Linked DNA regions of Homo sapiens: region 2 is linked to region 1. A link is an interaction called in ENCODE POLR2A ChIA-PET data of the cell type or tissue named here. Cell type or tissue: Panc1. All regions are shown on one strand. Links, peaks and the distances in the headings refer to the core of each region. The heading gives the core; the rest is flanking DNA.

The links. ChIA-PET counts read pairs that join two places held together with the same protein. Peaks named below come from ENCODE experiments on the same cell type or tissue, not always from the same donor. Only the 100,000 strongest peaks of a DNase experiment are listed, where the experiment ranks them.
Region 2: POLR2A ChIA-PET joins it to region 1 with 5 read pairs; 2 of 35 experiments call an interaction of 5 or more read pairs at or near these places.

The regions. Positions count from the first base shown.
Region 1 is chr7:102,132,563-102,137,074 of GRCh38, forward strand. The region is part of intron 8 of CUX1 (cut like homeobox 1); the gene reads left to right. Among named protein-coding and RNA genes, the nearest start is that of SH2B2, 150 kb to the right of the region's middle. RefSeq lists an enhancer at 1,847-2,141. In Panc1, for the core only: no CTCF peak of the experiment used is centred there; DNase peaks (open chromatin) are centred at 2,039, 2,419, 2,665 and 2,909; H3K27ac peaks cover 3,056 bases.
Region 2 is chr7:102,319,065-102,323,323 of GRCh38, forward strand. SH2B2 (SH2B adaptor protein 2) reads left to right here. Exons shown (of 9, transcript NM_001359228.2): 8 at 1,267-1,438; 9 at 2,235-2,647. The coding sequence ends at 2,566. Among named protein-coding and RNA genes, the nearest start is that of MIR4285, 28 kb to the left of the region's middle. RefSeq lists enhancers at 1-128, 757-1,469, 2,895-3,643. In Panc1, for the core only: CTCF peaks have their summits at 2,469 and 2,692; no DNase peak of the experiment used is centred there.

The DNA.
Region 1 (4,512 bases), core at 238-4,237:
TCCTTTGTGAGCCCTCCTGTCTAATTCATGTTAGTTCCGCCTTCTTGCAACATTGTACATTCCCAACTTCATCACCACTCTCACTACCGTCATTTTAATTTGTTTTTCTTTGCTTTTCTTTTTTTTTTTTTTTTTTTGAGACAGGGTCTCGCTCTGTCACTTGCAGTGGCGCAATCTCTGCTCACTGCAACCTCCACCTCCCAGGTTCAAGCGATTCTCCTGCCTCAGCTTCCTGAGTAGCTGGGATTACAGGCACCCGCCACTACACCTGGCTAATTTTTGTATTTTTAGTAGTGACAGGGTTCACCATGTTGGCCAGGCTGGTCGCAAACTCCTGACCTCAAGTGATTCACCTGCCTCAGCCTCCCAAAGTGCTGGGATTACAGGCGTGAGCCACCGCACCCGGCCTTAATTTGTTTTTCGTCTCTTGGTCTCACTTCAAGATCTTCTGAACTTGACCCTCTGCCACCAGTATCTCCCTGGACAAAACCACCCTCCAAGCATCTGCTAAAGTTATCTTTCTAAAATCTGTCTGATCCTGCTAAAACCTGTCCCACTTAAAATCTCTCCGTGGCACCCTCTCTCATATCTAAGGGAAAGTCCAAAATCACAGCATGATGCACAAGGCACTTTGGGATGCAGCCCTGCCTTCCCAGCCTCATCTTAGGCCAACTCAAACTCCACCGTCCTATAGAATCCCAGGCCTTTCTTTCCCCAGCTCACCTTGCAGCCGGTTCTACCTTTCCTGACAAGCTGATCCTGCCCTGCCTTGCCTGCTCCTATGCCCACACTTACCTGCTGTGGTGAAAGAGGGCTCTGGTCTCCCTCATTCTAGGGGCTCTTCATGTGGGGTCTATAGAGAGAACCTGGGGGCTTCATGAATTGGACCCAGAAAAAAATACATCTTTTTTTTTTTTTTTTTTTTTTTTTTGAGATGGAGTCTTGCCCTGTCACCCAGGCTGGAGTGCAGTGATGCAATTGTGGCTCTCTGCAACCTCCGCCTCCCGGGTTCAAGCGATTCTCCTGCCTTAGCCTACCAAGTAGTTGGGACCACAGGCATGTGCCACCACACCCAGATAATTTTTGTAGTTTTTAGTAGAGACAGGGTTTCACCATGTTGGCCAGGCTGGTCTTGAACTCCTGACCTCGTGATCCACCCGCCTCCGCCTCCCAAAGTGCTGGGACTACAGGCGTGAGCCACCACACTCGGCCTAGAAAATACATCTTTATTTCCATCAGTGTCTAACTGCAATGTAGCATTTCCTTCCATTGTAAATGAAGCCCCCACACCGGGGTAATTGCAGACTGTGACCTCGTTGCGAGTGGAAATCACAGAGGCTTTCACATCTCATTCCCGTTGTTACGGAGGTCACAAACGCTGTTTGGATTCATCACTACTTCAAAATGTCAGTGGTTCTTAGATTTGTTATTTAGTGCAACAGTAAAGAACAGTTGTTCCTGTATCACAAATCTGGTTTTAAAAAAAGATTGTCCTGGCGCGCTGGCTCACACCTGTAATCACAGCACCTTGAGAGGCCAAGGTGGGCAGATCACTTTGAGGTCAGGTGTTCGAGGCCAGTCTGGCCAACATGGTGAAACCTCATATCTCCTAAAAGTTTAAAAAATTAGCTGGGAGTGGTGGTGGGCACCTGTAATCCCAGCTACTCTGGTGGCTGAGGCAGGAGAATCGCTTGAACCCGGGAGGTGGAGGTTGCAGTTAGCTGAGATTGCACCACTGCACTTCAGCCTGGGCAACAGAGCTAGACTCAGTCTCAAAAATAAAAATTAAAAAAAATTGCAATAACTGCACTTCAAAATAATTGTTTTCCTTGGTCCTTAAAACATGATTAGACTTCTGTCCAATAATGGCCTTGTGGACTTACGTCTTTAAAACATTCCAAATAGATGCCTGTATTCTTGACAAGACTTCCAGAGGGGACCGTGGCAAAGGAAGGGTTAAGCATCTGCGTCAGACTGACAGTGTCTTGACCGGATCCTCCTCCGTCTTTCCCCCACCGCTTTGCACAGTGCCACATGACTTTTTATTTGTTTTGAGACAGGATCCAGCTCTGTTGCCCAGACTGGAATGCAGTGGCGCAATCACGACTCACTGCAGCCCTGACCTCCTGGGCTCAAGTGATCCTCCCACCTCAGCCTCCTGAGTAGCTGGGACTATAGGCAAGTGCCACCACACCCAGCTAATTCTTTTTATTTTTAGAGATGGGGTCTCACTGTGTTACCCAGGCTGGTCTCAAACTCCTGGGCTCAAGCGATCCTCCCACCTCTCCCTCCCGAAGTTCTGGGATTACAGACAGGAGTCACAGCGCCAGGTCCCTATTTATTTTACTCTTTGTGTGTTTCCTTATATCCTGTAAAAATGGGTACAGTGGAAACTGGGCAGTAATTCTACACGTATTCTGGATTTTAGCTACTCACATTTATGGTTACTTTTACCTATCAATTAATTGCTTTTCTTTTCACTCGAGTTTTAGTGATTTTCACTGTCCAAAAGAATCGTGTATAGTTGACCCTTGAACAACACAGGGGTTAGAGGCACTGACCCCCGACACAGTGAAAAATCCAAGTACAACTTTTGACTCCTCAAAAGCTTTACTGACAGCCTGCTAGTGACCGGAAGCCTTACCAGTTACATGAAGTGCCGATTAAGATGTTTTGTAAGTTACATATGTTATATACAATATTCTTCCAATAAAGTAAGGCAGAGAAAAGAAAATGTTAAGAAATCCTAAGGAAGAGAAAACACACTTTCCGTTCATTAAGTGGAAGTGGATCATCAAAAAGGTCTTCATCCCTGTTGTCTTCACATCAAGTAGGCCAAGGAAGAGGAGGGTTGGTCTCGCTGTCTCGGGTGACAGCGGAGGAGGACGTGGAGGAGGTGGGAGGGGGGCCAGACACACTCAGTGTAATTTTACTGAAAAATATTCAAGTTGAAGTGGAACCATATTGTTCAGACCCATATTTGAGGGTCAACTTGTGTGTGTGTGTGTTTGTGTGTGTGTGTGTGTATGTACACACACACAAAAAATAATATATATAAAAACATGAGTCCCAGCAATCTTATCCTTAATCATTTCTAATGTGGTTTCAGTGAGAGAAAATAGTCTTTTCAGGCCAGGCACGGTGGCTCATGCCTGTAATTCCAGCACTTTGGGAGGCCAAGGCAGGCGGATCACTTGAGGTCACGAGTTCAAGACCAGCCTGGCCAAGATGGTGTAAACCCATCTCTACTCTAAATACAAAAATTGTCCTGGTGTGGTGGCGCGTGCCTATAGTCCTAGCTACTTGGGAGGCTGAGGCAGGAGAATCCTTGAACCCGGGAGGTGGAGGTCACAGTGAGCTGAGATCACGCCACCACACACCAGCCTGGGAGACAGAGCAAGGCTCTGTCTCAAAAAAAAAAGAAAATGGTTTTTTCTCCTCAATCCATTTTCTTATTTTTCAATGACCTATTATATCTTTAATGTGTCTGAAGTTTATTATATCATATAAAATAATATTTGTTTCTGTTTGTTATTCTTTAATACTCAGTTTGCCCAATAATATTGATGATTTCTTCCCCCAACATATAATATCTGACAAATCAGGTATAAATACATATAGCTCTGGATTTCTGTCTATAATTTCATTCTATCAGTCTAGTTTTTCACTCTAATAAGTGCCACACTCTTGATGACGTCTCCTTGTTTTCTATTTCAGTATTTGTATAGCCAGTTTACTATTGTTGTTTTTAGTTTAAAAGAAAAAAAAACAACAACCTTTAGTATTTTGGTCACCTATTTTTTCTGTATGCATCTCGTCATTTTACCAACTTTTTTTTTTTTTATTTGAGATGGAGTCTTGCTCTCTCACCCATGCTGGAGTGCAGTGGCACGATCTCAGCTCACTGCAACCTCCACCTCCCAGGTTCAAGCAATTCTCCTGCCTCAGCCTCCCCAATAGCTGGGATTACAGGCACCGCCACCACACCCAGCTAATTTTTGTATTTTTAATGGAGACGGGGTTTCACCATGTTGGTCAGGCTGGTCTGAAACTCCTGACGTCATGATCCGCCCACCTTGGCCTCCCAAAGTGCTGGGATTTTAGACGTGAGCCACCGTGCCCGGCCATTTTACCAACTTTTATAAATTAACTTGGGAGAGAAATGTATGTTTCTTTGTATTTAATGCAGCTGCACATAAATGTATCATTCTCTTCCTTTGCTCCAAGCATTTTGTAATCCAATTTTTCTACAGATGGAGTTTATGCTATGTTATTTTAATTCCCACGTGCTTCTGTGTTTACCTCTGTTGTAAATGAGACAGATCTTTTATTTCATTTTGTGGATGTTTATTACTGGTGTAGGGGAGTTTGTTATTTTCTTGTGTTTACCAAGAAACATAGGGCTTTGCTGAACGCTTGATTGTCCCAGCCCATTTGCTCAAGTGAATCCCTGGGATTTGGGGAGCACGGGACTGCATTACCTACAAGTAGTGAACGTGCACCCTGTGTGAC
Region 2 (4,259 bases), core at 260-4,259, 190 kb after region 1:
TAAGTAAATGGTGGGACAAAGCAGGAACCCCAGCCTCCAGCTTACATACCTCCTGGGAGGGAAGATCACTACCTTCCCAGAGGCAACTCTTTCCACCTTCACAGAATAAATGTCTGGAAGGTCTGGCAGAAGATTGGGATGCGTCCAACTTGCTTCTTCTCTCCCCAGGGACCCAGCTGTGCCCTGCGCAGGCTCTGCCCAGCTATGAGGCTGTGGTGGGACCCCTCTGTGCTGTTTCTTTCGGGCTGAGTCCCTGCATTGTCCTAGCAACTTATTCTGCTAAGTGGCAGAGCTCACTTGTGGGACCGCCACCCCGCTCCAGGGATTGTCTGTATTTTTTTGTTTGTTTTTTAAAGGGTTGGGGGGTATCTCACCATGTTGGCCAGGCTGGTCTTGAACTCCTGACCTCCCGTGATCCATTCCCCTCAGTCTCCCAAAGTGCTGGGATTACAGGCGTGAGCCACCACACCTAGCAGATTGTCTGTCTTTTATGCAGGTGGCCAGACCAGCTCCCCCTCCTGGGCTTGGGGCTATGCGTGTACCCTCAAACCACTCCTCTTAGCTCCCCTCTTGCCCCACACACCCCAGAGATAGCCACTTGTTTCTGCAGTGGGATACATGTTGAGCAAAATAGGGCTTAAGTCAGAGACCTGCAGCTCTCCACTAGACACCACAGGCCTATGGTTTCTTACCCTGAGGCACCTGCCTCACACAGGCCCTAGAGACCTAGAGAGAAGCCAGCCCTGTTCCAGCTGTTCCCACAGCGTGCGGTCACTCCTCCCCAGCCAGCCCTGGGGAGCTTTCCATGCCTCCGGGTTTTGGCTCTGCAGGGACAGAGGGCCAACCTCTAGCCTCCTGGGCTGGGGGAACCACCCAAACAGGAGTTTTCTTCCCTGCTCTGTGCTCTGTGACCATGGGCCAGTCACTCCCCCTCCCTGGGCCTTGGTTTTCCTATCTCTAACATGGGGGCAGTAATCCCTATCTTCTGGCATTAGGGAGGGGATTAGAGATTATAGGTGTGTAGGGCATGGGCCCATAGTGGAGGTGCTCCCAGCATGGGGACAATGCCTGATGCCTTCCATCTCAGCCTGGGTCCGTTGCCCCCATTCCCCATCTCCAGATGGGGCTCATGTGTGAGGGGCCCCCGGCCCTGACACAGCCCCATACAGCCCCTGTGAGCCTTGGTCCTTCCATCAACCCCCAAAGGCGCTTACCCAGGTGCCCAGCCCCGGACCTGCCCCTGACCACACCCACCTGTACCCACAGCACCTGCGCCTGTCCCTGAACGGCCACGGCCAGTGTCACGTACAGCATCTGTGGTTCCAGTCTGTGCTTGACATGCTCCGCCACTTCCACACACACCCCATCCCACTGGAGTCAGGGGGCTCGGCCGACATCACCCTTCGCAGCTATGTGCGGGCCCAGGACCCCCCACCAGGTAAGATGCCGCCACCTGGCTGGTGTGATTACTCAAGAAGACTTCCCGTTGATTACTCAAGAAGGTGGTCCCTGGGGTGGGATGAGCCCCAGGTCTCCTGTCCCATAGCCTCAGCCGTGTCCCTCCCACCCTAGCCTAGCCACAGCAATTTCAAGCAGTCACGTCATAAGGAATGGAGGCAGAAGTGGCAGCCTAGAGGCAGCCAGGTCCCTAATGATTCCTGGCAAGGGGAAGGGGGCGCCCAACAGCAGTGCAGGTGGGTGTATGGGGGTGGGGACAGGGGTGTGGATTGGGGCAAGTGGGATGAAAGGAGCTGGGCATATGGATTCTTAAGCCCTGCACTGGGGAGGCTCAGAGCAAAGCTGCTGGGACCGAGCACTAAGGGCATGGGTGCATGTGCATGCGTGTGCTTGTGTGTGTGCATGAGTGTATGTGTGCATGTGCCCGTGTGCGTACGCTTACGTGTGCGTGTGTGCGCATATGCATGAGCGTGTGCATGCGTGCATGGGCACGCGTGTGCTTGTGTGCCTGTGTGCGAGCGTGTGCATTATGTATGCGTGTGTGTGCACTCCTGTGCATGTGGCTATATGGGCGTGCACACGCGTGGTTAGGTACATGTATGTGTGTGTGCTTCTGTTTATGCATGTGGGCGGGTGTGCTTGCATATGTGTCCGAGGACATGGGCTGCAACTCGGAAACCTGAGCGTGGGCCCTGGCCCCTTGAGGGATCCCGGCCTCCCTGCAGGATGTGGCCAGCCCAGGTCCCCACTCACGCCCTGCCGTCGCCTTGTTGCAGAGCCGGGCCCCACGCCCCCTGCCGCGCCCGCGTCCCCGGCCTGCTGGAGCGACTCGCCCGGCCAGCACTACTTCTCCAGCCTCGCCGCGGCCGCCTGCCCGCCTGCCTCGCCCTCCGACGCCGCCGGCGCCTCCTCGTCTTCCGCCTCGTCGTCCTCTGCCGCGTCGGGGCCCGCCCCCCCGCGCCCCGTCGAGGGCCAGCTCAGCGCGCGGAGCCGCAGCAACAGCGCCGAGCGCCTGCTGGAGGCCGTGGCCGCCACCGCCGCCGAGGAGCCCCCGGAGGCCGCGCCCGGCCGCGCGCGCGCCGTGGAGAACCAGTACTCCTTCTACTAGCCCGCGGCGCCGCCCGGGTGGGACACGCCAAGCTCTTCAGTGAAGACACGATGTTATTAAAAGCCTGTTTTAGGGACTGCACCCGGCTCTCCTGTCGTCCTTTCTCCCACGGGGAAGGCGGGGACTGCGGGGCAGCCACTCTCAGAGACACCCGTCCATCAGGGACCCCCGTCCAGCCCAGTGTGGCCTGACACCTGCCAGGCCCCCTTGCAGCTCTGTCTCTGGTGGGACAGCTGAGGGACTCCCCATGGGGCGTCGGGCAGCACCTGAAAGAGGGCCCAACAGCAAGGGTTAGGGCTTAGGATCGGGAGGGGGCTTTACTGGAGCTGTGAGGGAGAGAGATGGGAGGTGGTAACAATGAGGGGTGCTGAAAAGAGAGGAGGGGGCATTCAGGACACAGTGAGGGATGGGGAGCACGCCCAAGTCATACGGAGAGCTTGGATGCCAGGAGGAGGAGTCGAGGCCCGGACTGGGAGGGTAAAGGCGTTTTTAGACAGATCTATGAAGCCTGGCGGTGTGGACAGGGCGGCAGGGCAGGAAGAAGCCTGGCGGTGTGGACAGGGCGGCAGGGCAGGAAGAAGCCTGGCGGTGTGGACAGGGCGGCAGGGCAGGAAGAAGCCTGGCGGTGTGGACAGGGCGGCAGGGCAGGATGTCTCCATATTAGCCCTTAGGGGATTGGGCAATGGAAGAGGCTGGATTTCCCAGCTCGGTGGTAGACTTAAACTTGGAAGAAGCTTAAAGAGCCCTCCCACCCACCGCGCTCCACCTCATTCACACCCAGCCCCCACCCCGTCTCATTCCCACCCCACACCTACCCACAAGTGGAATTCCAGCTGTGACTCCCATGACCCCAGGCTCTGGAGACACTGCTTGCTGGCAGTCCCAGGACCCCAGTCCCCAGGCAGTGTTCAAGAAAGATCCTGTTCCTACTAAGCCAAACCTCTGCCTTCCCCACAACACCCCAGACCTGGGGTCACAGACCCACAGTCCCCTTGCCCAAGACTGGCCTTGCAGGGCTTGGGTCAATGATGCATCCATCTATTTTTCTTTCTTTCCCCTTCCTTCCTTCCTTCCTTCCTTCCTTCCTTCCTTCCTTCCTCTCTTCTCTTTCTCTTCTCTTTCTCTCTTTCTTTCCTTTTCTTTCTTTTTCTTTTTTGAGACAGGTGCAGTGGCACAATCTTGGCTCACTTGCAGTCTCAACTTCCCGGGCTCCAACTATCCTCCCACCTCAGCCTCCCAAGTATCTGAGACTACAGGCGTGCACCACCACGCCTAGCTAATTTTTTTTGGTAGAGACAGGGTTTCACCATGTTGGCTAGGCAGGTCTCGAACTCCCGAGTAATCCTGGGTGGGAGGCGATCCACCCACCTCAGCCTCCCAAAGGGCTGTGATTATAGGCATGAGCCACTGCACCTGGCCAATGATGCAGATTTCAGATCCCTAGACATCTAAAGCTCTCAGGACTGTAACTAAGACACAGCCTCTTCCCCATAAAAGGGGCATGAACACCCTTGGGTGGCTCCCAGGGCTTTCAGCCACCCAGTCCCCATGCACAACATCATCAGGAAGTGACAGAGTAGGGCCCCCTGCTACCACCATGATGAGGGAAGAATACAAATTCAGCGATCAGGAGAGCACCCTGCTACCTCTGCTTCTAGCACCTTCATTCGGTTGTGGCTGGAGTCCTTCTGCC